2 separate regions of the Homo sapiens genome follow, and region 1 is linked to region 2. A link is an interaction called in ENCODE POLR2A ChIA-PET data of the cell type or tissue named here. Cell type or tissue: GM12878. All regions are shown on one strand. Links, peaks and the distances in the headings refer to the core of each region. The heading gives the core; the rest is flanking DNA.

Region 1 (11,416 bases), core at 3,417-11,416, 80 kb before region 2:
GTGATCCTCTCACCTCAGCCTCCCAAGTGGCTAGGACTACAGGCGTGCACCACCATGTCCAGCTAATTTTATTTCTTCTTTACAGAGACAGGGGTTTCACTATGTTGCTCAGGCCGGTCTTGAACTCCTAGGCTCAAGCGATCCTCCCACCTGACCCTCCTACAGTGTCTGGATGACAGGCGTGAGCCACCATGCCGGGCCTACATAGTTTCTCCATTTAATTTTTTTCTCAAAATTATCTTGTTTCATGAACACACTTTTTTTTTCCCTTTATCTATCAGAATGCCCTTACAGATTACTCCATTTGCTAAACTCTTTTCTCTCTTTCACAGCACTGGGCCTCCTCACATGTTAAGCAATTTTTCTCTTACACTCTGTACACTCTTTATATTAAATATTAGCAACTAAATGCATATCTTGTAAGACACTATAATCAGCACAGAAATTAGACTATATTCACCTGGGTAAGTCAACTCCAGAAAGCCACCTTAATCCCTCATGTTACTAAGGCACAAACTGGTGGTCAGAAAGGAATAATGCTATAAGAATCAGACTTACATAAACACAAAGAACAACAGGAAATTCTGTATACCCTGGTTAAAATCAGATTACCTATGTTACAAGACAAAATCCAAATTTACAAATTTACATTTACATATACACAACTTTATATTTACAAGTAACACCTGCTCTTACCAGAAATAAGTTTTCCAAGAAGAGGATTCCCAGTCAGTGATTTCCTATGAGTATGTCACCAGACGACTAACTGTAAACATGCAACAGAGCAACGGTGATGGCTGATCTAACCTCGCTCCTAATTTTTAAATACCATCTTTCTGTTTACCTTCTTGTCCTTAAGGAAAACGCACAGGAGCCAGGGTGGAGGGAGGGTCTTGTAAGATGGCTGATACAGCCCAGTTCTTCCGCTTTAAGGTGGAGTCTAAGTGAGCACGTGTCTCCTTTGCAAAACGCCTGTGCCTTTAAGACATTCTGGTCAACCATGAAGAATCACAGATCATTCCTATAAAAGTGAGTCTTTAACTCAAAATAATTGTCTTGCTTCTACTTTCCAATGTCTCGTTAAGAAAAACCATCGTAGTCTGGGCACAGTGGCTCATGCCTATAATCCCAGCACCTTGAGAGGCCGAGGAGGGCGGGTCAGTTGAGGTCAGGAGTTCAAGACCAGCCTGGCCAACATGGCAAAACCTGTCTCTACTAAAACTACAAAAATTAGCCGGGTGCGGTAGCGCACACCTGTAATCCCAGCTACTCAGGAGGCTGAGGCAGGAGAATTGCTTGAACCCAGGAGGTGGAGGTTGCAGTGAGCCGAGATTGCGCTACTGCACTCCAGCCTGGGCGACAGAACGAGACTCTGTCTCAAAAAAAAAAAAAAAAAAAAAGAAAACCATGGCATTCCATAAAGAATAAGACCCACAAAGACCCACAGATTATGTGAGGTCATTCTGTTTCTTTAGAACTGAGGCTTTTAACTTGTGCTACTTCACTTGTTCACATAAATGTCTAAACAACATATACTTATTTAAAAACATGTACTTCATTTTAAAAAATGAAGAGAGGGATACAGCCAAAAAACACACAACTCATACCTTCTCCATTCCATTGGTTCTCTTGGAAGCTGCTGAGAGAGCGTTGGATAAACAGAGGTAAATAAATTCTGATCTCCAGCACCTATGAAGGGAAGAAAGAAATTCAGTTACCATATTTTTAGGTGAATACATGCAAAATGGCTCTAGAGCTTAATAAATTGGTGTTTTTAGGTAGTTTTATGTTTAGTAAAGCGATATCGCAAGATTCTTCTGTACCTGTGCCTCTACATAACACGTCTCAGGAAAACCCAGCACGGGACAGATGTGATGAAGCTGAACCCTCGTGACACCTCCATGGGGTGGGTGTGATTTTCCCCACAAGGAAAACAAGGATCAGAGAAGGTGAAGAACTTGCCCCAAGGACACAAAGCTTAGGAGAGGGAGCCTGCTCCACCTCACCCAGCTTTGCTGTGTTCTACAGCCTCCACTTTCTCCCAGACGCCCAAAATCCATGGAGAAAAAGAAACCAAAACTTCACCAAAATCAACTCACTGTTCAACCAAGTGCCAGGAGGAGCTAAAATTTATAGGTGGCTCCCCATGTGCGAATATTACACAAGGCACCTGCCAGGCACCCTCTCATTCTGTCTTCCCCATAACTCCTGGGAGGAAAGGCACAAACACGACCCCAATTCACAGATGAGGAAAGTCAGCTTTGAGGGCCAACGTGTTCAGTGCACAGAGCTGACAGTGGCAGACGCGAGTTAGGAATCCAGCTGCGGCCGACTTTACGCTGCACGCTCAGTGTTAATTCAGCTTTTATCTTTGCTTTAATAGAAATGAAAAATCCATTTTGTTCTCATAAAATGATGATATAACTGTATTACACTTCGGCTAAAAAAGAACCTTTTAATATAGATGACTAAAATTCTTATACTCAGAGGATCCTCTTTACTTTAGCAAACCATTTTCCAAATTGCTTTTATATTGATCTTTAAGAAATCATTGGGAATTGATGTGTGCCATTAACACATCTGCTTATTTTGCTATCAAAAGCCTAAAAATAAAAAACCTCCTGAAACTCATATAATAATGTCAAGTCACTGAGGAAGGGTAATGACATTTCCGGGCAGATGGCACGGTGAGTGGGCAAGGCGCTGGTAACCTCACTGCCCGGTCCCCATCTCAGTTCCATCACTGACCAGCTGACTGCACCTGGGGAGATCATTTAACCTTCCTGTGCCTCGGGGACATGGGAAATGGGAAAATGAGAAGAGCTCGGCCAGAGGAGCTCTGGTGAGGATTAAATGAGACAAGACACGTCAGTCACTTCCAACAAGGCATGGCACATAGTGGTTAAAAAGGGACTATTACTACATTTTGTTAACACAAAAACAGTATGTTTGAACTTATCACTTTTTATCTTGTTCATTTATTTGGTAGTCATCTTAGAAATCAATAAAAGAGGCCAGGCGTGATGGCTCACACCTGTAATCCCAGCATTTTGGGAGGCCGAGGTGGGCAGATCACCTGAGGTAGGGAGTTTGAGACCAGCCTGACCAACATGGAGAAACCTTGTCTCTACTAAAAAAATACAAAATTAGCCGGGCGTGGTGGCGCATGCCTGTAATCCTAGCTACTCGGGAGGCTGAGGCAGGAGAATCGCTTGAACCGGAAGGCGGAGGTTGCAGTGAGCCAAGATTGCACCATTGCACTCCAGCCTGGGCAACAAGAGCGAAACTCCATCTCAAAAAAAAAAGAAAAAGAAAGAAAAGACATCAATAAAAGAAAAGAAGAAAATCTTTAGTTAGCCTCTGGTTTCTTAACTTTGATTGCCAATTTCTGTTGTCCTGTTAAACAGTTCCAAGATTAATGTATAAAAATCATTACTCTTTGCTAAGTGGAAAGTAAGCCAACTAAATGGAATCGCTTTCTCCTCTTCCACTTGGTTTTCTATATAAAACTACAAACACACACACACACACACTCTCTCGCTCTCTCTCTCACATTCTATCTTTGCAATACAGTTACTTCACATACGTATACAAATAACATCCGTACAGAGTAAAAGTGGAACTGCCTCCAACACCTGCTCCAAGCTCTTCTCCCTGGGAACCCTGCCGTACAGTAAGACTCGTCTAAATGGAGACTACCAAGTAGCAATGTCTCTCGCATTCCATCATGGACTAACTCTCTAACCTGTGTTCACCTAGAAGATGACCAGTCAATCAGCACATCCAACAGTGGCAAAAGTGTCATCTGACCTAAGTAGGAATTTGACCTGGGACCATCTGACCTCAGTACCTGTTATGGGCTGAACTGTGTCCCACAAAAACCTACCTGTTGAAGCCCTAAAATCCAGTACCTCAGAATATAACCATATGCAGATAAGGTCTTCAAAGTTGATAAGGTAGCTTAGTTAAAATGAGGTCTTCAGGATGGGCCCTAATCCAACTGACTTGTGTAAAGAGAAGATTTGGTCACACAGACAGAAGGAACGCAGGAAGGCCCCATGAGGACACAAAGGCCCATGCTGTGGCTGCCTGGACCTGGTCTCCAGAGCTGTGACACAGCGCATTTGTGCTAAGCCACCCAGACTGTGTGACTCTGTGGCGGCAGCCCTAGCACACCAAGACAGTGCCCCAGCGTAGATTTGAAGGCCCAATTCTAACCCACTGAGGCGCTGCATTAACAATGTGAAGAAAAATCACCACCATTTTCTCAGCATATACAACCATTATTTTAATAAACTCTTAAATCTTCACATCAAGTCTTATGAAATTAGAGATGCCTTTGAAAATGGGGTATGGAGAACCAGCACATGAAAGATGGTGAAGAGCAGCTGGGCGCAGTGGCTCACGCCTGTAATCCCAGCAGATTGGGAGGCCGAGGTGGGTGGATCACAAGGTCAAGTGATAGAGATCATCCTGGACAACACGGTGAAACCCCGTCTCTACTAAAAATACAAAAAATTAGCTGGGTGTGGTGGCAGGCGCCTGTAGTCCCAGCTACTTGGGAGGCTGAGGCAGGAGAATGGTGTGAACCCGGGAGGCGGAGCTTGCAGTGAGCCGAGATCACGCCACTGCACTCCAGCCCGGGCGACAGAGCGAGACTCCGTCTCAAAAAAACAAACAAACAACAAAAAAAAAGATGGTGAACAGCTTAAGTTTAAGAGCCCAAAAGAATTCAATCTTGGCTCACGCGGTAGGTAATTAAATTAACAACACAGACTTTGTAGTTTCCTGAACTAACCCAACCATTAAGCAGAAAAGTCACTAGAGCTCTGCGGGCTGAACTGCGAGGCAGAGCACGTTCCAGGCTAAATTTTCATTTTAATCCCACGGGCAACAGAGGCATGAGCGAAACCCAGCAGGAACTCGCTTGTTAATAGGGTGGTTCCTAAGAGCCAAAACGGGGCTTGAGACTGATGTGCCCACACTCAGAAACCCTGTTCACAAAGTCACCCAGTTCACTGTTCTGCCTCAGGAGGCTATTTATTAAGAGACAACTCAGGCCTTTTATTCCAATAACTAAGGTCTCCTTTTTTTGGTGACAGAGGAGATCTATCAAAATAATTTATAAGAGCAATTCAAAACACAACTTCACTACATACACCCCCATCCCTGTGCGTCTCCACACCCACCATTGGCTCTCATGCCCACTGGGGAGACAGGGAGATAAGAGGGTGCGGCAGGTCAGGAAGCTGGGGTGCCATGGATCCCTAAAGTCTGTGGGAGCACAGCATCACCCTGGCTGAACAGCAGGCACTGGAGTCCCCAGATGGGAAGAGACATGTAGAGGGAATGGCAAGCAGCAGCCACCCAGAGGGACACAGGCACTCTTTCTAGGGTGCCGCCTGGAGCCGCTGGATGGGCCCCCAGGCTGAGGAAAGCCCAGTTCAGAGAATCCCCGGGAAAGCGGGGCAGAGCTCTGGGGTCTGATTACATGGACCAATCAGTTTTTGGATTATTTATGCAGTTGCAATTGGATTTTCTGTTACATGCAATCAGATTACTAACATAGGCTTAGCTATTTCCTGAATTATTACTGTATTCCCTGAGATTTTTACAAGCACGTATTCATGCATTACTTGTGTAATTTAAAACCTTTTATGTTCAAAGCAAATAAGAAACACGATGGGGGAAAGAATTCAAAAAGATGACTTCAGTGATTTAGTGTAACAGGTAACATTTCAATAAATTCAATGTCTTACTCTGTTCAGGCTGCCATAACAACATACAATAAACTAGGATGGCTTATAAACAGCAGAAATTTATTTATCATTTCTGGAGGGTGTAAGTCTGAGTCAAGGCTTCAGCAGGTTGAGTACCTTGGTCTTGCTGTGCCCTCACGTGGGGGAAGGGGCAAGGGAGATCTCTGGGGCCCTTTTTTATAAGGGCACTAATCCCTTTTGTGGGGACTCCAGCCACATGACCTAATCACCTCCCAAAGGCCCCACCTCCCAAAACCATCACATTAGGGTCATGGAACAGCTGCTAGGTAACACAGTCAAGAGAAGGGCCACCTGTTTACCGTCCCTCCAGACAGCACCGTGCGCCTGCTATGCCCCCGGCACTTCACGCATACTCACCCTGAACCCTCATATGGAAACCAAGACATCAAGAACTCCCCTAATTGGCCCAACATCAAGCAAATGAGCGCCAAGGCTGGGATTCGAACCCAGGTAGCTTGGCTTAGGACTCAATACTGCCCAGTGCTCCTTCCCAACTTCTTAATTCTAACAAGTTTACTACTTACTCTGCAGCAGTTGTTTTAACAATGGTTGGCTGAAAATATGGGTTCCAAAAGGCCTTCCGCAGACAGAGTGAACATTTCTGTCATCTGTTTTTTACTGAACCAATTCTTGAACGTGCAAAGCCGTGATGGTCTTACTCATACAAAAGTATAAAAGGATCACAAAATTATAACCCTGAGAGAGTGGCTAAGCAAAACAGAATGTTCAGTCAGTTTGTCGCTTTCCTAAATACCTGACATGATATATTTTCAAGGTCAATACTTCTATTTGGAGATTTATGTTGGAAAAAAAAACCTTGACATAAGGAGTCTGAATATTTGCTGATACTCTGATACAGGACAATTTTTCTTCAAATTCTTTAGCATAATCTTGGTAAAAGGAACAGTAAGTTTTCTAATAAAATACATCTCACTTTATCTTAAATTGTTGGAGACATGTGGAGTGTTTCAACCTGTTAACAAGACACTGTCCTCGGCCACCTAATGGGCTGTCTTATTTTCAAAGGCTGGCTTTATTCTGTAGGGCTTAGTAGGCCCCAGAGCACTAATGGGTGAGAAAGACAGAGAAATGGATTTAGCTCAACCCAAGAAATGCTGTGGCCTACGAGAGAAGACCCTGAGGGTGGAGGGGGGTGAAGAATGACAGAAAGTGTCCCACAGCTGGGGGCCTCAACCATGGGCTGGGTCATCTCCCAGTTGCGACTAAAAGCAGCGGAGTGACTGGACTAGACAAGAGATGAACTAATTTTAAGGCCCTCCAAGCAAGGTTCCATGATTCTATTTTTGAACAAAAAAGTCAAAGGAAATGTATAATTTATCTAAGATTTGCTTTACAGAAAATTTTGCAGAAATAATAATTCTTTAAGCCTATTAACAAAAGAAAGCTGCAATCCACTATGAGGCAGTTCATGTTTGAAAACACGGGATTAGAGAGGGCACCGTCTTCAAGCCTAGGAATGCAAGTGCTTGCCCATAGGCCATACATTCATTTCTCTTCAATGGCTTTTGGTAAAACGGGCTTTCAAATGGACGATAAAAACATCCGAGATTACAAACTGGGAAGTCATCTCAGCCTGTTCAATAATGCATAAAGTATTTGCTATAATTCGTGTATAATGTCGAGGCAGTAATGAAAATTAATGCTTCAGATTGGGAGCTCTTTCATGGTGAAAACTAACATCAAATGCATAATCATGGGTATGGAAGCCTCCCCGGTGCTCCTGCCAGAGTATCTGTCCGTGAAAAGCCTTCGCAGTCGGGGGTGGGGGCAGGGAGTGAAGGTCAACGAGAAAGCACAAAAAAGGATCCAGATGTTATCCAGATTCTCTAGGTAGAAAGCAAGGTTTAGTCACCCCCTAAGATGACTAGGCAACTAACTCCACATTTCTAGCATAGACACTGTCCTCCCTTCATTAGAAGGCACATATTTGAGAAGTAAAGCAAATGAACCCTCCCACAGTTCTGCACCACCAAGTTTAAAGGCCAAGTCTAAAGAAGTACTCAGTACACCCCCTGCCATGTCATCGCCGGCTTAACGTTATACCCATTCAGCCTGGCTCTCCTCCAGGTCCTTCCTGTGGTCTCTACCTTCCCTCTGACACACACACACACACACACACACACACACACACACACACACACACACACACACACACACCCCTGCCCTCTGCTGCTCTCTCCCAGCACCCAGTCATATGACAATACTACCCACTGTAGGTGGGGTCAAAAGAAAACCCATACATTAGTGTTCATCAAGTTTCCTACTGTGGAAATTTGCAGAAAAGGAACTACTACACGTAAAGACTAGTCAAAAGACAGAAAGTCCCAGTCTTTTTCTGTTTTAACTTAAAAGACAAGAACACACAGGCCAAGAATGTTAAGAAGTTGAATGAACTCTTCTAATCAAGGAAACAAGTTGCCTTCTCTAGCCCTCAGAGAGCAAACTTAAAATTCAAGAGTTTAAAAACAAAAAGACTGGATAAATGCATCTGAATATAAGAATACTGAGGAATCAGCCTTTAACAGTGTATACATTTTTTAAATAAACACAGCATTACTGTAGCAGTTTGAACCACAGTACTGTATTTACAAGTTAAAAAGAGACACTCCTGTTCCTGGCACCCCAATGCCTTAAGGCTTTAGACAGAAGGGTTCCCAAACTGGTCTTTCCCCAGACTTCCCCTTTGCCACTGGCTTTGTTCAAGGGCTGGCTTCTCAGCGAGGCCTACAGGCAGTTTCCCAATGGTGCAAGCACTCAGGAGGGAGCTGAGGCAGCATCAGCACAGTGACATAACCATTTGCCTCAGCCCAGCAACCCGCCCTGCAGGGCTCCATCCCAACAGGCCCGTCGGAAAGGCCACAGACAGGCTATCTGTGCACAACTACTGGAAACAGTAAAACACAAAACAACTCAAATTCCACCAGGAGGGGACTGGCAGAATAAACCACGGAATATCGACATCATGGAATGAGAATGATCTCAACATACTCCTAGCGTGGAGTGGAGTCCGGGGGAAAGTGAGGTGGGACAGTGTGTGCAGCTGGCAATGTCTAAGCTAAGAAAGGGAAATACAAATATGTTTGGATGTTTTTCACGTGGAAGGAAAACCATAAAAACTGTGATGGAGTACTCAGGAAGGGAGGAGTTAGCATGGAGAGGACAGAACATACACAAGGCTTCTTTAAATAGACCTCATTTTGTAGATTTAATTTTGGAAGTAAATATTTTATATAGTTATAAAGCAATTAGATTTTTTCAAGGTTTTCCCTAAAAATAATCAGGAAAAATAAAACAAGTGAACTTAAATGTATACATATACATTTAGTGGTATAATCTCAGAGAGAGGAGCTATGACAAGTAACTTTAAAACTACAGTAATTTGACTGTTCATTCCTTATGGGATACATCCAAATGCCAATAAGAACTGTCAAAAACAGTTCTAGACCTGTGTTCACTAGTCCTGTTGTTGATGGTGGAGTTAATAGTGTTATTCAGAGTCTATGTAATGAGGGATAAAGCAACTGAAAGCAAGTGAGCAATCGTGTGATGTTCTATTCAGTGGCCCCTGGCCCTTCAGCATCAGCACCACCTGGGCATTTGTTAGAAATGCTCATTCTCAGGCCCCACCCAGACCTGTTCAATCAGAAATGGGGAATGGACCCAGCCATCTGTGTGTCCACAAGCCCTCCAGGTGACTGAAGCAGCATGAGCTGGGGAACCTCTAACTCTAGCCTCCTCAAGTACCCATGAGAATTAGGATTTTCAGTGTGGAAAAGAGAAAACACAGAGGATGGAGCTGTTAATTAAAACCCTGCAGCCCTGAGTTTTCATCAAAAAGAGTGAACTTATGATGTATTTTATCTTAAAAATACAAAAAACAAAGAACAATTCCTAGGCTGGTGCGGTGGCTCACGCCTGTAATCCCAATGCTTTGGGAGGCCAAGGTGGGTGGATCACCTGAGGTCGGGAATTTGAGACCAGCTTGGCCAACACGGTGAAACCCTGTCTCTACTAAAAATATAAAAATTAGCCAGATGTGATGGCATGCACCTGTAATCCCAGCTACTCACTACTCGGGAGGCTGAGGCACAAGAATCTCTTGAACCTGAGAGGCAGAGGTTGCAGTGGGCTGAGATCGTGCCATTGCACTACAGCATGGGCAACAGAGTAAGAGCCTGTCTCAAAACAAAACAAAACAAAAACAAAAAACAAACAAACAAAAATGCCTAGCTATTCCTAGCTCTGCCTATTGAAAAGGCCTCACAGCAACTAGGAGCCCAAGCTTGCAGACTATGGTCTTGAAATACTATTTTTCACTAAAAGGAATCAGGGCTCCTTGGCAATTGCTAAGTGCAGATCAGGGCATTAAATGTTCAAAATGAGCCCGGAACATCTTGTCAGGCTAGATAGGAAAGAATCTGACAAAGATGCCTCTATCTTAGACCCCAACATGAAAGAGACTCTCCCTGGCCAAAGGGAGAACAACCTGCTCACCAACGAGGCAACAATGCAATGGACTGTAACACATCAAGTATGTTCATAATGATTAAGTTCACAGCCATACTAAACGAACAACAAAAACACGCCAACCGATCACCTCTGAAAGATGCCAGTGAACCAACTCACTTTGAAAATGGTTACATAGGCCGGGCGCGGTGGCTCACATCTGTAATCCCAGCACTTTGGGAGGCTGAGGCGGGAGGATCACGACGAGGTCAGGAGATCGAGACCATCCTGGCTAACACGGTGAAACCCCATCTCTACTAAAAATACAAAAAATTAGCCCGGCGTGGTGGCGGGCACCTGTAGTCCCAGCTACTCGGGAGGCTGAGGCAGGGGAATGGCGTGAACCCGGGAGGTGGAACTTGCAGTGAGCCAAGATGGAGCCACTGCACTCCAGCATGGGCGACAGAGCAAGACTCTGTCTCAAAAAAAAAAAAAAAAAAAAAAAAAGACATAGGGAAATGAGAATATCACCATTTTGCAACCTTTAGGGAATTAGTGATGTGAAAATAAATGGCTGCCAATTTCCAAAAGGAGAGGTAATCGGACATCACGCACCTGCTGGAAGAACAGCAACACCCATGATAAAGTCCTGCCGACAAAAAATCCAGCCTGAAGCTGACCCAGCCTCCAGCTCCAACTACCAAAGTCTAGGCAGTGGGACCTTTTCAAGACAAATGAGCCAGGTTCATCAAGTTATAAAGAAAAAAAAAGAGACAGAGGGAACATGAAGATTTTAAGAGACTTAAAGGATTTATCTAAAAACTGTATTTGGATACTAATTCAAACAGTTTTAAAAATGGACATTTAAGACACACTGGAAACTTAAACACTGAATATTTGGTATTAAGAAACGTTTTAGGCCCAGGCATGGTGGCTCACACATGTAATCCCAGCACTTTGGGAGGCAAAGGTGGGCGGATCACCTGAGGTCGGGAGTTCGAGATAAGCCTGACCAACATGGAGAAACCCCATCTCTACTAACAAACCCCGTCTTTGTAAAAAAAAAAAAAAAAAAAAAAAAATTAGCTGGGCATGGTGGCACACGCCTGTAATCCCAGCTACTCGGGAGGCTGAGGCAGGAGAATCGCTTGAACCTGGGAGGCGGAGGT
Region 2 (16,470 bases), core at 3,039-11,038:
GTAAAGTCTGGCATATTGTAGATTTTGACTCTGTAAAGCATAGTGTTTTTCTTTCTCTCCAATGTAGCTAGTAGAACCTAAATGCCATCATGATTTGACAGCCACCATTGGCACCTGTTTTCAAACCCCACAAAAAAAGCTCTTCTGGACAGCTGGCTTCGTTCCACTTGCTCCTGGAATCTGCATTCCCACTGCCCTTCTTCCACAGGATTTTATCATTGTGGAATATATTAAAAGTCTCTTTTGCTTAACATTAGGCTTGAAAGTCTTTTATTGATCACCCTAAACTAATATTCTGCAATGAAATATGTATGAACATCTAAAACTCACTTGCCTATTTCTTATGCACAGGCTTTAAGCTAAAAAGGTCTCCTGGGCTACGTCACGGCACTCCCTCCATGTCCGTCCACATCTCCTACGAATCAGGACAGCCTGCTCACTAGGACACCATGAGCACACCCAAGAAATGAATACCGACAGAATACTGCCGAACATCCCGTCCCTGTTTCCATTTCACCAACTGTCCCCAGATGACCTTCCTAGCTGCGGGGATGCAGGGCCCCGTGGAGGACACACATGCATTTGGATGGCACGTCTCTCTGTCCCCTTTCCCCGAGACGCTCCCCGCCTACTCTGGCCTGATGGTGTTGAAGCGGCTAAGGCAGCTCTCTGCGGCGTGCCCCACACCCTGGATTTGTCCGTTTCCTCACAATTAACTCGGGTTCAACATTTCTGGTCAAGAATGCATGGCAGAGCCGCTGGGTACTTCCTGCCACATCCCACTGGAGGCCCATAAAGCCACTTGGCCGGCGATGTGGAACCTCGCCTCACTTGGTTATGGTGGCACCACTGACACCCTGACCGCAGCAGATAGCCTGGGCAGCCCCCAGCACCCTGGGGACCTTGGAGAACGCCTGGGATAGAAGAGCCACACAGGGTGGGACCTCAGGGGTGGGACCTCTGGGGCTCCATCTGATTTCTGGGGCTGGGGCTGGGAGGTGTGACAGTGGGCCTCTCCAGTCCCCATGGCACCTTTTCATGGCTGCTCAGATGCCACCGAGACACTGAGGACACTGAGTTGCTTCTGAGCCCCTTCATTAAACAACAGGTTTAGGTCGCCCAGAAGCTTGGTGCCAGCGCGTCTTCATTAAACAACAGATTTAGGTTGCCCGGAAGCCTGGCGCCAGCACATCTTGGTCCTGGGGCGTGATGGCTGCTTCTTGGGTTTTGTCCTGGCCCCTGCACAAGCTACCGGGGTGTGCACCTTCTTAGATCAGGGGAGCAAAGGTGAGGCACGAGGCTGCCTCTGCCTGGGCAGGGCCAGAGCACTGCTTGCCAATCAGAGCCCAGCCCCACACGCCCACACCCAATTCTGCCACCTTTTGTTAGGGTGAACTGAGTTCCTTCCACAAAGGTAATGCCCAGGTCCTCGAAATGTGACCTTATTTGGAGACAGGGCCTTTAACACAGTAATTAAGTTAAATGATATCATCAGGGTGGGCGCTGATTCCATCTGACCGGTGTCCTTATGAAAAAGGGAGACCGCCTGCAGTCAGAGCCCGGGTGAGAAGCCTCAGAAGGAATCCTTGACCTTGGACCTGCAGCCTCCAGGACCACAGGACGACAAAAGCCTGCAGCTGCAGCCCCGCCTCTGGTGCCGTCACACAGCCCAATCGCACTCACAGGCCGCCTCATCCCAGGTCCGTAGTTCTGGAGAGGTACGGGCCCATCCCCGTGTTCCGCCATCCAGCCCACCCCCTGCCTGCCCCAGGTCCTTCGCTGCAGCATGTGGACCCTCCTCCCCGTCGCTGGTCCCTGTGACCCTCTTCCTCCAAAACCGGCCAGGCAGAGGATCTCACCCACATGCAGTCTCCCCAGAGACCCCCCTTCTTTGCCAAAATCCCCAACCTTTCCGAAGACGCCTTTTTATGGAATGGAAACTACAGTTCCGAGCCCACCACCTCCGCACCGCTGCCAGGCCCACCAGGCCCCTCCATTTCTTCCTTCTGAACAGAGGAGTCCCTGGTTTTCTCTGCACACATAGGACGGCAACTTCGTTTCTATGAGGGGTAAACACCAGTTTGTCTATCCATGAGCCTTTCATGCCTCTGTCACCAGCGCTGAAATCCCCCAGAGGAGATGGCACAGCCTCTGAAATATAGCACTATCTTCCCAAAACGCCACAGAGTGCCCACCCCAGCTGGCGTCCTGCTCTGTGCAGGGGCAGGAGCTGGGCAGAGCTGGGATGGGACCTGCTGTCCTTGGGTCCTGGGGTCCAGGAAGAAGATGTCACCACTGGCAACTATTCTGGGATCAGCAGATGCTCCCAAACCCTGGAATTCTCCCTTTGCCCTGCCCAAGCCGCCCTTCCGAGAGCAAGGCTAGCTCTCAGCAGACAGCAGTTGGCGGAGGAGAAAGACATTTCAGGATGCCAAAAGCACATCATTTCTGATGCTCTAGACAGGAGTTTTGAGTTGTGGGATAAAGATAACTTCTTAGTTCCATATGGATTTCAGTGATCCAAATCCAAGTCCATAATGGGGAACTGAGAAACGGCTGTCAGCTCCCTCCTTCCCCCCTTCCTCTTCTCTGTCCCGCCCACCCCGCACCCAAGGGCTCTGGTGTAGTGGGCCGAGCAGACCTGGCCCCTGCGAGGTGGTGGCACGGGAGGGCCTTGTGTGCTGGCTGCACAGGAGGGGACCACGGTGAGCCCCGGGCTCTTGGGTGCTGGGGAAAGCTCCACTGTTACTGTCAGCAGACGCTGGAGGAGAAAGTCCACCATCAGGAACAGTAGAGACGCAGTGATATCTCAAAGGGTCTTCATTTAGGTGGCAACGTTTACTATTCAGAACACCGCCAAGAACCCGGAAATAAACTGCACACACTTTCTGAGAAGCCAGCCTAGGTGTCCCATAAGGAAAAAGACTTCACTCACAGTGGACCTTTCGGGCCCTGCATTGGGTCCTCCTTCCTCCCGCTTTAAACGCAGCGTGGACAAGTGTGACGGGCTGGTTTCCTGGCCCACAGCTCATTGGAAGTGCGGGCTGGGGAACAGGGAAGAGGGGCTTGCAGAAGGCAGGCATGCCGCTGACAGCACTACCTGGGGCAGAAACGAGCCCAGGACTTGAGGCCCCTTGGAGGCCACTGAGCAGCGGGGGCGCGGTTGCAGGCTCTCTGACATCACGCATGAGGGCACAATGCGGTGACTGTGGCCCACGCTGATCTCGTCCGAATGCTGAGAGAGGGCGGCGTCACAGTTACCACATTATCTGAGAAGTCTGGTAAGCAGCGAAGATACTACTAAGCATTCAACTAAAATTTTAGATGAAACAAACACAATCCTATTTTGAGGTTTAAAGGGCAAATTTCAGTTCTTGGGTAAATTCACTTACAGAGACCACCTTACCTCTTCATAAGCCTGAAAAATATGAAATTGTTGCCAGCCCAACCTTATCAGCATTTGGAATTAGCAGGAGACTAAAAGTCTGGCAGGAGGAGGTGAAACTGTCAGTCTGTGCAGACGATTGTGTAGCCTCAATACCCAGGAGAATCCAAATCTACTACAACAGGAACTAGAGTTGATAGTGATGCTAACAGGAATAATGTACAACATGCAGACTGCAGTGGCCTCCGAATCAGTCAGAAGAGACCAAGACAATCACAGAGTTTATCTCTTGCTCTCTTAATGGCTCTAGGTCACTGGCAGCTCTGTCCCACATGGTCATCTGGGCCCAGGCTCTGGGGGCTCCACCACCTTCAACACGAGGCTTCCAAGACTGCCTGGCTGGTGCCTTTCAGGCAGGTGGGAGAGGGGGAAACTGGAAGTTTAGGGGAAGGGCTGTCCTCTACGGCAAGTAGGATGCAAGTTTGCAGCCCAGCGCAAGTGCTTACAGCTTGGGAGGATATGGATATATGATCCCCTTGTGTGTTCAGGAGCCAAGGAGAGGGGCCCAGCAGACCACCCCTCCACAGGAACACACAAAAGCAGAAGGTGTCTTGAAGGAGAGCGCAGATTGCAATAAGAAAGAGAAAATACCTAAACAAAAGCTTCAGAGGAAATAAAGCCTCTATGAGGAAACCACAGAACATCTTGAAAGATACAAAAGCAGAGCTGAACAAATGGAAAAACCCCGTGTGACCAGGCTGCAACCACCCCTTCCCTGAACACATGCCCTTAGTAACGTGCAGCTCCTCCTGCCAAGACATGGAGTCTACTCCCCACCCTTTTGAACCCAGGTTGACTTCAGGGCTCACCCTATCAATAGAATGTGGTGGGATTGGTGTCACAGGACTTCCAAGACAGTCTTTAGAGCGTTGCCACTCCCTTACACCCTTGTGGCCATCAGAGGTGGTGGCTTGGGCTAGTCTGACAGAAGGTGGTCCCACATGGAGCAGAAATGGACCAGAAATGGGCCATTCCACCTGAGGTTCTCCAGGCAGCTCTAGCTGACGACAGCCACTCCAATGACCCCAGGGGAAACCAGCAGAAGAACCATGTTGCTGAGCCCAACCCAAATTGCTGACCCACAGAATTGAGGGCCCCCCGACATGATGGTTGTTTTAAATTGATACATTTTGAGGTGGTTTGTTAGATAGTAATATGTAAATGATACATAAACCTAAATATATAACTGAATCCTAATTAAAATAGCAAAAGCTCCCCCCCAGCCCCAGAACTAGACATACTGATTCTATAGTTCATATGGAAAACTAAACAGGGAAGAAAAGCCAGGAAAATCATGAAAAAGAACAAGAAAATAGCCCTAAAATACACTACAACATCTAGAAAGCCTCAATAATTAAAACAGCACAGTACCGGCTTATCAGTAGACATGCAGACCAACAATTGAGACTAAAGAGTCAATGCTTCACTGACTAGGAGCAGCTGTCTGGGGCACCTCAGCACCTGGAGCAGGGTGTGGATCTGCAGCCACTGTTTGGGGACTTGGATCCCATGTGCATGAAGCACTGACTACACGTTCGTCAACAACACACATCTCACATGATCCATTCCATTTCTATTGTATTTATATTTCTATTGTATTTAGATACTGATAAAATAAATAAAATACAAAATTAAAACCGCTGCTAGGTTCATGAGAATCTTTTAGCATTGCCTGTTTTCTCAACCAATGGATTTAAAGGCATAATTATATGACATACCTAAAACCACTCCTCCAATTCCGGATAACAGAACCCCGCCTTTTGCAACATGCAAGTCACTGTGAGTTACCTACCTGCCACTACCCCCTTTGCTGGTAACAGAACCTCCTGCTATTATGGCAGCGCTCACCCTTGGATATGGGAGGGAAGCCCAGCCCCAGATCTAAGCCATAAAGGTAATCCCATCCCCTCTTTGAGCAAGTGATCCAGGGATGGGATGGGCATGTGCCCTGGGTCCAGCCAGGGAGAAGTCTGCGGGGGCTTTAAGGGAGGCTTTTGCTTTCCTAAGACAAGAAACAAATACCTCTGGTCATCACCTTTGTCGTTCTTCCCTCCCTCGGTGAGGAGGCAGTGTCTGAAGGTGCAGGAGCCACTGTGGGAGCGTGAAACCATAGGCGTGAGGACAGAAGACCAACACCGTTGGTAGAAGGTGGAAGGTCCCAGATCCCCTTAGGGTCTGGGGAGCAGCTGAGGTCACACCAGCAGCTGCCCTCTTCAAGAGGCGGGGAAGACAAGAGGTAACGGTGTTTAAATCACTATCTCTGTTACCTTTGGCCAAAAACACAGCTTACATCATCAACAGCTATTACTCTTACTCACGTGGGCCTGGCATAGAATACAGATGCTTGATCAATGTTTTCTAAGCGAATGGCTCGTATTCAATATACATTTGTGAGAAACAGCCAGCATAGGCTGGGCACGGTGGCTCATGCCTGTAATCCCAGCACTTTGGGAGGCCAAGGTGGGCAGATCACTTGAGGTCAGGAGCTTGAGACCATCATGGTGATGGTCTCACCAACATGGTGAAACCCCGTCTCTACTAAAAATACAAAAAATTAGCCGGGTGTGGTGGCAGGCGCCTATAATCCCAGCCACTCAGGAGGCTGAGGCAGGAGAATCACTTGAACCCGGGAGGCAGTTTTTTTTGAAACTCTGTCTCAAAAAAAAAAAAAAGAAAAGAAAAGAAACAGCAGCATGGCTTCTTAGTCCACACTGGTTACATGCCACCTCCGTTTACAGTTCCTGAAAGAACAACGTCACTCCTGAAAGAGTCCATGGAGCACTTCAGCAAACAATCTCATCTCAGAATCAAGGCCCCGACAGACACTGGACGGGCCCGAGATGGAAGTGACTTTGGACTCAGTGAAGAGGAGACTGCGACGTTTCCAGGCCTCGCTGGAGATGCCGGGGGCGTCACTCCAGCAGGTAGAGGCCAAACAGAAGCTCCGCTTGGGCAGCCCTGGTCGGCCTCTCTTATGAGACCCACACGGCTGCACGCTCTCCTGACTGCAGCTTTGGGCTGGATCAGTAGCCCCAGGGCCCCCAGGCCACTTCTGAAGAGGGCGAGAAGCTCCCCGCCAGGTACTGTCTCACCGGGAATCGGAACTAAAGACCAGGGTCCTAGAGTTATTTCCCCAAGTTGTGTCTGCCACTGCATCACTGCCAGTGTAAACTGCAAACCCTGGCAGGAAGAGGGCAGGGAGGAGGTGGAGCTGGGCAGGACGAGGGGAGGATGAGGGTGCTGGTGGCCCAGGATGGGAAGGCTGCTGGCCAAGGACCTCCAGCCCCCCACCCTCCCGTCACCTACCCCAGCTCTCTGAGCTCCAGAATTTGTCTCCTCTGGGGTGCTGTGATGGTCTCACTGGCCGGAGAGTGGTGATGTTGGGTGGGAGGTGGAGGGATGTGGAAAGCTCCCAGGGCCTGATGACTGCACAATGGACCTGTGACAAGTCTGCGGGCCTGCAGGACACAGCAGGCGCTTCCCATGCTAGGGCACAGCCATGCACCAGGGCAGAAGAGCATTCTCCAAGGGTGGCAGATTTGTGGGGACCACACTCCAAAACACACACACGCCCATGTACACACACACACATACATGCATGCACACATAAAACAGTCACAGCTAAGTTGACCTAGACATAATTTTCTTACAACGAACTACGCGTTATAATAACTACTTTTACTCTATAGAAACAGATGGATATTTGCTGCATACTTATTCATTAAACTGGTCATCAATGTCTCATGCACTTTTTTTTTTTTTTTTAAGAAGGAGTCTTGTTTTGTCCCCTAGGCTGGAATGCAGTGGCATGACCTCAGCTCACTGCAAACTCTGCCTCCTGGATTCAAGTGATTCTCCTGCCTCAGCCTCCCAAGTAGCTGGGATTACAGGTGCGGGCTACCACGCCTGGCTGATTTTTGTATTTTTAGTAGAGAAGGGATTTTGCCATGTTGGCCAGGCTGATCTCGAACTCTTGACCTCAGGTGACCCACCCACCTCGGCTTCCCAAAGTGCTGGGATTATAGGCGTGAGCCACTGTGCCTGGCCTCATGCACTTTTCATTATATTTTGCAATTTACAAAGTTATGTAGGAGGTGGAATTCTGGTTTCTGCTGGGGATGTACAGAGCTTGTCACTCCCACTCTCACAAGAATAAAGCCAGACAAACCGTAAGTTCTCGACTTTGCTTCATCCCATCAGAGACCTGAGGCTGCAGGACAACCAACTGGAAGCTGGGGAGAGACAGGGCCTGCAGGGGAATGGCATTGAGCCCTCCCGTCCCTGGGGCAGTCACGGGGCATCGTTGGTAAGAGGAGCTTGGCTGGAACCCCTGAGTCCTGGTGGAGGCTGAGTGTGTCTGGGCAGAGAGGGGAGTCCTGCGGGGACAAGGTGGAGGGCCCACCACCCTCCTGCTGGCTTCTCCTCGTGACCCCTGTCCAGCCCCCACCAGGTGCCCACAGGGCTGCCTGGGGATGAGTTCTGACAAAGCCACGCTCCTGTGCAAGCATGAGATGATGTAGGCATTCCACAATGTTCTAAACAAAGAGTGCCTGGACCTTAAAGGTGTACTCATTATTTACCGATTGAAATGCCACATCTGTCATTCTACAGGCACCCTGAGGCACGGACTTGAAAAAATGCATTGATTCAAGATGGAATAAACCGAGTAGGTTTCAGAACAGCCACCCTTGGCCTGGACAGTGCAAGAGCTGCAGAGTGTCACCTCACAGGGCCAGCGGCGACCCAAGACACGGGTGCCTGGAAAGGGGGCTCTCTGCGGGGACAGGGCTCAGAAAGGCTGGACCTGTCCTGAACCACAGAAACAGGGTTCCCTGAACCTCGGCCATCGTCTACCATTACGGCGCCCTGTCCAGATATAAAGTCAGAAAATCTCAGATGCACAAACATTTTGAAGTAAAAGATAGTTTCTAAACCATTACTCAAACCAATAAAACGTGAAGTGAAATGAAATGTGTAATGTGAATGAAAATGCTCCCCAATGTGCACAGTTCAGCCGAATTTTCTTTAGGGTGACAACTGTCAGGTGTGCGATGGGCTGTGTGTCTCTCCTGAAATCGCACACAGAACCCTCAAGCCTGGTAGCCAAGGTGCGACCCCGGGATGACCCTGGGACCCCGTAGGCCAAATCGCAGGCTTTTTACTTCCTGTCACCATAGTCCCCAGACTGGAAAACGGAGCTGGCTGGATGTGCACATATGCAAACCGCCACCTGCAGGGCCACCCATGCTGCCTCACCTTGTCATAGGTGCTGTTAAAACATGCACTAGCCCAGCAGATGCCTCCAAACTGTGGCTACGGCTCTGCCCTCCCTCTGGGCTTCTGAGAAAGGGTCCGACTTGCTGGCGTCAATCCCAGTGGTAGACCCCGAGGGACCCTTGCCTGCCGGAGCTGAGTCAGTGATGATGTCTCCAGGCGGGCTGGGGAGGGAAGCCCCTGAGGGCACGTGGCCCCCCCGCACCTGGACACCTCCCGCACTTGCTGTTCTAGAGGTAAGAGGTGATTCATGGAAAAGCGCTGACACTGCACATCTGAGCTTTTCCTCATTTCCTGGCACGGTGTATTGACCTCCTCCTGGGCTCCCTCTTTTCTTCTGCTTTCCCCAAATCCCCAAAAAGCTTAGATGAAACCCAAGTTTTGTTCTGGAATTTGTCCCTAATAATCCCACTGCACAGAGGCCGAGCACAGCCGTCCCCCTGCCTGCCTCCCGGCACATGCATCTCCTGTCTGAGGAACAAGGCTGGTTTTCTGTGCTTTTCTGGGGAACAAGCCTCTGTCTTTCTCCCCTGTCAATCAGTGCCACTTAGGAGGAGGGGCGGCCTTGCTGGCCTCCAGGATCTGCCCCGCGATGACTCCCGCGGCCTCCTCTCCAGGAAAGAGAGTGCCCTGGAGTACACAGGCAGCACCCAGGGACAGCAAGGCCAGCGCCTGCAGGCAGGGATGTACAGGCCACGCTGTTACCTTCCCTCTCTCTCTCTGCTCCAGATTCCAGGCACCCAGGGCCCACGGGGGAGGGACGTGTGGCCCCTGCCCAGCCGCAATGCAGGGCCAGCCCGGGAACCACTCAGCGGCCTCCTGGAGCCTGAAATAGCCATCGCTCCAGAGTGGCGAGGGCCGGGGCCTCCACTCAGCCTGCATTTCCGAGGTGGGGAGGGGCTGTGACATTTGGGGCACAGATTCTGCCACGTGGGTGAAATGCTGGGGCCCTAGCACACGTGGTGCTGTGGCTCGTTTCCATACTTGGCCCGAGAGGGAGGTGTGGCTCCTTAGAGAGGCGGCGCCTGAAGTGGATGCTGCTGTCCTGAGGGGGCCCAGGAGAACACCCAGCTCTGCCGGGACCCTTGCTTCCCGAGGCAGCCTCATGGAACCCTCCCGAAGCTGCCACCACTGGGCCCAGGCACTTGCCCCTCCACTCCAGGTGAAAGATGCGGCGGGAAAGTGGTTTAGGCGGCGGAACGTTCCCTCCCTGTCTCCCTCTCGCCCTGATTTTAAACACAGCGCAGGCTTCTGACCTTGCTGAAAACGCTCCGGCCTCTCCTGATGTGGTAATAAGCTGCCACTACTGCCATCGCCCACCCTACACCAACAGCACGCGGCCCGCCCCACCCCGACTCCAACCTCCCCTCCCGGGGGTGCAGCTGCAGCCCCCTTCCTCCGTGACACAGGCCGTGGCGGCTGAGGCCTGGCAGGCCAGGCGCAGGGAACCGAGGTGCCCCGGCAGACTCTCAGCGTGGCCTGGCGGCAGGAATGGCCGAAAGCTGAAGCTGAATGTGGAACTTGCTGACCCCTGAGGACTGGCTTTCTCTTGAGGGTTCTGGGAAATCGAGCCCCAGGAGGGTGAGGACTGCCTGCTCACCACTGTGCGTGCAGGGCTTAGCCAGTGCCTGGTATACAGTAGGTGATCGATAAAATCCTATGGGACGGCAGGAGGGAGGAAGGAGGTTTCTGGTTTACAAGTAGAAAATGATGTCCCGGGTGGGCGCAGTGGCTCACGCCTGTAATCCCAGCACTTTGGGAGGCCGAGGCAGGTGGATCACGAGGTCAGGAGATCGAGATCATCCTGGCTAACACGGTGAAACCCCGTCTCTATTAAAAATACAAAAAATTAGCCGGGCGTGGTGGCCGGCACCTGTAGTCCCAGCTACTCGGGAGGCTGAGGCAGGAGAATGGTGTGAACCTGGGAGACGGAGCTTGCAGTGAGCTGAGATCACTCCACTGCACTCCAGCCTGAGCGACAGAGCGAGACTCCATCCCGCCCCCCACCAAAAAAAAGAAAAAAAGAAAATGATGTCCCAGCATGACCATGCACCCTGGCCACCCAGCCCTGGGGAGCGGGCCTCCCTCCCTCTGCTGTGGAAATGCCAGATGAACAAGGCTCCGAGGCCTGTCTTCCTCCATCCCCAACAGGCAAGGGGCTCTGAGGGCTGCCAGGACGGCTTTTTCTCTGTATACAACACAGGTGACGGGAGACAGAACAGAGGTCCTGCCTTGTCTCCCTGAGCCCAGATGAGGCAATGGCACCGCCGTGCCACCCTCCTCCCGCCAAGTGAGCCACCGAAGGGGGCTAAAGACAAGACCCCACCTGACCACAGCAGCCCAGGGTGACCGCTGCACCCTAGGGTGACCGCGGGCAGGCGTGGCTGCAGGGCCAGGCACCCAGCTGCCACCTGTGGGGTTTTCTCAGCATTCGGAGCCCCTGCTGCCCATTAAGAACAGGTCTCTGAAGATGAACGAGAAGCTGCTCTTTTCATGTGGACCGAGCACAGAGGGTTCCTGGTCTAGAACCCCACGCTCAGAGAGTCACATACTGAACACCAGTGGCCACCGCAGGGGCGGGCGTCTCCAGGAAGAGCTGGCATTGTGGGCTCCCTGCTGTCCGTCGCCAGGTACCTGGGCACGTGTGGCGAATGCAGGGTAGGCAGAGGTGCTTCAGGAGCGCCTCGTGAAGGACGCCAGACTCCCAGGCTCCTGGTGAGTGGCCAGCCCGCCTTCCTGCTCTGGGAGGGAGCTGGCGAGGCCTCCCTGGACCCGTGGTGCCATCAATGCAGAATCGCTCCTATTACAGGCCTAGCACCCACCGTGACGCTCAACGTCTCTGTCCCCACAAAAAAACCAAGCCGCCTCTGTGGCCCTCCAGGTCAAACAGGATCAACAGGGACCTCACAAGCCCACAGGTTCCGGAAGCTCCCAGGTCGTACTGCAAGTGCCACTAAATGGCACCTGTGGGTACGCTGCCACGGCGCAGGCCACCACTTGAGGCCTCGAATTCCACAGCTAACTTACTGAAGACCTGAGGGCAAAGGAGAAATGCACATCCTTGGAAACGCTGTGGGTGAGGAGGTGGCACAGCCAGTCCCCTGCCACCTGGTCAGCAGGCTGAAGCTGAGAGGCTTGGCATAAGCCAATTACGAGCAGCTGCTCAGGCGCAATGCGGCACTCTTCCCAGACAGAGGCGCTCTTTTCCCAACACCTAATAGGTCTTTCATCATTTTGAGCATTTGTGAAACTGCATAGCTCAGCCACGAATCCCAGGAAATGATTTGATACCCTTTCTCCGCCCAGGCGCCAGGAACGGTCCGTGGAAGCTGCCAGAGTCGCCCGCTCGCTGGGGCCAGCCTGCCCTGTATACATGGCCCCCGTCACACTCGCGGTAGCCCCAGGTTGAGGATGAGTGAGCGGTTGCTCCTGGGGTTTTGGAACCCTCACCAATGACCGACCCCCTTGCTCAAACTCTCAGAGGCCCCAAATCCCAAGCTAATTTGTCTCCTAAATTCCACACTTAGGTTCTGTTTGTTTTTTAGAGATGGGGTCTCGCTCTGTTGCCCAGGCTGGAGTGCAGTGGCGTAATCACAGCTCACTGTGGCCTTGACCTCCTGAGCTCAAGGGATCCTCCTGCCTCAGCCTTAGGATTCTGTCTTTTGGCTCTGGGTAAACCTCTTTGTAAATAGTATTGATCGTTTTTACATAAACTGAGTCATGGGGAAGACTGGGCATCCTCCTGCCTGTGTCACCTGCAGTGACCCTCCCCGCTGTTAGCAATGGAAGTGCATTAATCGGATCTATAGAAGAGAAAGCTTCCAGATCAGAGAGAAGCAGCTCCTGGCCAAGTGTGCACCAAGAAAAACAAACACAGTCTAGCGTGGAACCTCCAGGGGAGCTGTGGTCTCTTCCTAGGAAATCACCTCGTTCTCCGGCTCTAGAAAATAAAGTTGGCACCCAGACTTGGGGTTTTTGGGTCCCCCCAGCTGCCCCCTGCACCACCTGGTACCATCATCACACACCCCATGGACAGAGGCTGGCACGCATCTTGTGCCCTTTGACCCTCTGCAGAAACAGCAGGCGGCATCAGTGTCCCGTTTTACCAACGAGCACTGGAGGCCTGGAGCACAAACACCCCATCTAATCCCAGCCCGGAGACACAGCGGGGTTGGGACCGAGTCTCTGAAATCCTAGGCCAGCGTGATCTGTGACACCTGCTGATTCTCGGCTTCTGCAGTAAGAGCCGGCACGGACTCTGGTCAAGGGCAGCTGGGAAATCGCCTGCGATCACCATAAACCAGCCCATCAGGCAATGGGTGTGACAGAGCAGCGCCACTTTGATGGTAACTACGCATTTTCTGCTCAGGGTGCAGATCACCATGTAAATCAGCCATCCTACAGCACCTGCCTTGGGGGGCAGTGGGAGTCTGTGCCCATACATCAGGCACTTGTCCGTCCCAGGACATGCCAGGCATCTACAAACACCGCCCAGATGGTATGAAACCGCTCAGCTCCTTCAGGAATGTTCTGAACAAAAACCCCTTTGCAGAAGGATGGGAGAGCTGCCCAAGGACCCCAGGAGGGATCAGAATGAGTTCCTGCCATCCCCTGCTTCCCTACCTCCCAGGAGTTCCCCTGCAAAGGGCTAGGCAGGGTTTGTTGACATGCAGAGAACGGTCCAGGGCTGGAAGAGGAGGGGAGCACACAGTAAAGGCCCCCAGGACTGCCCAGGCCCCCGGGCCCCGGCCTCACTCACCAGTAGAAGTAATAGGCCAAAGCCACCGCCAGCAGGGCCACACAGATCCCTGAGAAGAGGCAGGCCGGGTAGCTGCTCAGCATCTTCAGCCCTCGGTCCTGTGCTGCCTGAAGCCGGCGAGAAGGACCTGCGGGGAGCAGGTGTCAGCCTGGCCAAAGGGTGAGGAGCCGAGCTCAAGCGGAGGGATTAGGACCTGGCCTGAGCTGCCCAGGCTTGGCAGGGGCCGTTGCCACCCAGAGCATCTGCTCAGCAGGAAGTGGGTGCTGGGCACCCCCAGGGTGCCACCTGCGTGGCCAGCACTGTCCTTCTAGTCACAGAGACCAACTCAAGGGACCCCAGGAGCGCGCTGAAGCAGGACATACACACAGGTTCGTCCTCCTGCGCACAGCTGCGGGCTCTGCCGTCGGGGCACCGGCTAATCCAATAAGCAGCTTTTGGCCAGGAGCTGCTCACTGTAAACAGGCAGAGTCACAGGGCCAGCCAGGATGCAGGTCAACGAGCCCCACCCCAGCACAGACCCCTAGGACCAGGGACCTAAGAGTGCCCACATCTTCCTCCTCACAGCACCAGTGTGTCAAGGGGCCAGGTTGTGGGTGAGTTGGTGAGGTCTACCCTGTGCTCAGCCGTGGGCTAGCAAGATCCCTGAAAGGCCTCCAAGTGATAGGCAAACGTCCTGCATGTGGGGCATGGCTGTGGGCTCAACAGAGAACAGCCACCCAGCCTGCCGGACAGGCCAGGCGCCCGCGACACTCTCTCCAAACTGCAGCAAGGTTTGCTAAACGGTGGTGCTCCGGGTCCCATGTTCAGAGCTCCCACGCTGGAAGAGCTGTGGGGTGGGCCGCCTCTTATCCTCCAGAAGTCAGGCACGTCCCTCCATGTCACTCCAGCCTGAAACCTCTCAATCTGAAATGGAGTTCAAAGGCTAAACTAGGGAGATGAGATCAAAGGACCCAGGGACCAGAGCATCGCCCTGGGAAACCTCCTGGGGCGCGGGAGGCCCCCGACAACAACAGCGACGGGGGTGGGGTGTTATCAAGGGAGCGCCCGCTAGAGGCCCTCGACAGCACACGGGGACGGGGATGGGGTGTTCCTAAGGGAGCGCCCCCTGGAGGCCCGGCCAGTGCATTCTCGCTCAGGGTCACGGGGCCACAGTGGGATAAAGTGAAAGTCACTGCTCGTGCATCTCCCACGGCATCAGACACAACGAACCTGTCCCCAGCAGGGTTTGCCCAGGATGCTCCCCTAGCCTGGTCGCAGCCCCGTCCCAGCCCTGGTGCGGCCCCTGCGTGCTCTGTGGGAAACTGTGGACTGAGAGGTGGGAACCGCTCAGCTCAGTCCTGACATGCTCAGCCTTTACTTCTGTGAACCTGTGAACCTGGTGGAGGAGAGAGCGTGATGGGGCAGCCGCAGCCTTCCCAGGCCTGGGGGAGCCCCTCCTTCCCCCCACAAGGCTTCAGGTGACTGCATCCCCGGCCAACACATTGACCCCATGTGACTCCACGTGACACCCAGAATCGCCCGCTAAGCCACTCCTGGATTCCTGACCCTCCGCAGCTGTGTGAGATAATAGATGTCTGCTGTTTTCGCTGCTAAGTTTGTGGGTAACTCGTTACACAGCAATGTAACAAACACGGTAAGGCAACCAGGCAGATCAATATGAGGCGCACCATTTACTGGAAGTATTGGATGACTATTTATAGGGCTGGAGTTAGTGTCTGAACAAAATAGAAGATTTGCAGGCCGGGCACGGTGGCTCACACCTGTAATCCCAGCACTGTGGGAGGCCGAGGCTGGTGGATCACCTGAGGTCAGGAGTTTGAGACCAGCCTGGCCAACATGGTGAAACCCTGTCTCTATTAAAAATACAAAAAATTAGCATGCCTGTAATCCCAGCTTCTCAGGAGGCTGAGGCAGGAGAATCGCTTGAACTCGGGAGGCAGAGGTTACAGTGAGCACTCCAGCCTGGGCAACAAGAGCAAGACTCTGTCTCAAAAAAAAAAAAAAAAAAAAAAAAAGATTTGCAGATTCAAGAATTCTGACTTCTAATCCTCAGTACGTTCCTCAGTACGTTCCTTCTATCCCAATGAGCGATGTTAACTAACTTAGCTCTCTAGCGTAACATGCACATCATGGAACCAAGACATTCATTTAATCCTGTTAGCAGCCCAAGAAACCCAACAGTGAGTGTGAGTGTGTGTGTGTGTGTGTGTGTGTCTGTGTGTGTGTGAGAGAGAGAGAGAGAGAGAAAGTGGGGGAGAGAGGAGAAATGCAGCCCTCCCACCAGACAACAGCAAGCGTGTGAGCTGCTTCCTCCTCCCTCTGCAGCGAGGACCCAGACAACTTCCTTGGTCCAGCACTGTCTGCACAGTCACCCCAAAATATGCAAATATGACTGGCTGCCCACACAACCTCTGCCTGGCACTTCTTCTAACAAGAACCTGCCTGAGGTATAGAAGGCAATGGCTATGCAGAAGTCATCTGGTTTCATGGGATGCGTCCTAATGACTGCCTTAGAGATAGTTAATGAGAGAGAGAAAGGAGTCTTTTGGAGCTTCCAGAAAGGTTTCAGCCCCTGACAAAAGGTTGCAAAAAGAAATTTCCCTTTTCCTGTCCAGGCATGGTGGCTCACGCCTGTAATTCCAGCACTTTCGGAGGCAGGAGGATCACCTGAACACAGGAGTTCAAGGCTGCAGTGAGCCACGATTGCGCCACTGCACTTAAGCCTTAGTGACAGAGGGAGACCCTGTCTCCAGAAAAACAAAACAAAACAAAAAAAACTCCCTTTTCCTGACATCAGACTTATCTGTATCAAGTTGTGATGGCTGGTGCAGAGGCAGCCACGATGTCACCTCAAGGAGACAGGCCTGCAGTGGAAAGCAACCTAGAGGGTGGCCCAGAGGAGGAACAGATATAGTCAGGGGCCTTGCGCGCCTCCGCCAAGCCAAGCAAAGGCCAGCGTAGAGGAGCTGACCCCTGGGGCTTCCCACCTAGG

What was found. Peaks named below come from ENCODE experiments on the same cell type or tissue, not always from the same donor. Only the 100,000 strongest peaks of a DNase experiment are listed, where the experiment ranks them.
Region 1: POLR2A ChIA-PET joins it to region 2 with 5 read pairs; 2 of 35 experiments call an interaction of 5 or more read pairs at or near these places.

Annotation. Positions count from the first base shown.
Region 1 is chr21:44,022,364-44,033,779 of GRCh38, reverse strand. TRAPPC10 (trafficking protein particle complex subunit 10) reads right to left here. Exons shown (of 23, transcript NM_003274.5): 2 at 1,608-1,689. Among named protein-coding and RNA genes, the nearest start is that of TRAPPC10, 16 kb to the right of the region's middle. RefSeq lists a silencer at 1,205-1,417. In GM12878, for the core only: no CTCF peak of the experiment used is centred there; a DNase peak (open chromatin) is centred at 7,849; H3K27ac peaks cover 1,110 bases.
Region 2 is chr21:43,937,340-43,953,809 of GRCh38, reverse strand. All of the region lies in intron 2 of AGPAT3 (1-acylglycerol-3-phosphate O-acyltransferase 3), which reads right to left. LOC105372826 (a long non-coding RNA gene) reads left to right here and starts at 7,296. Exons shown (of 3, transcript XR_001755079.2): 1 at 7,296-7,335; 2 at 7,646-7,751; 3 at 8,057-8,407. RefSeq lists enhancers at 9,133-9,976, 13,588-14,486, 14,730-15,129, 14,487-15,387, 15,666-15,715 and a silencer at 12,877-13,048. In GM12878, for the core only: no CTCF peak of the experiment used is centred there; no DNase peak of the experiment used is centred there; H3K27ac peaks cover 797 bases.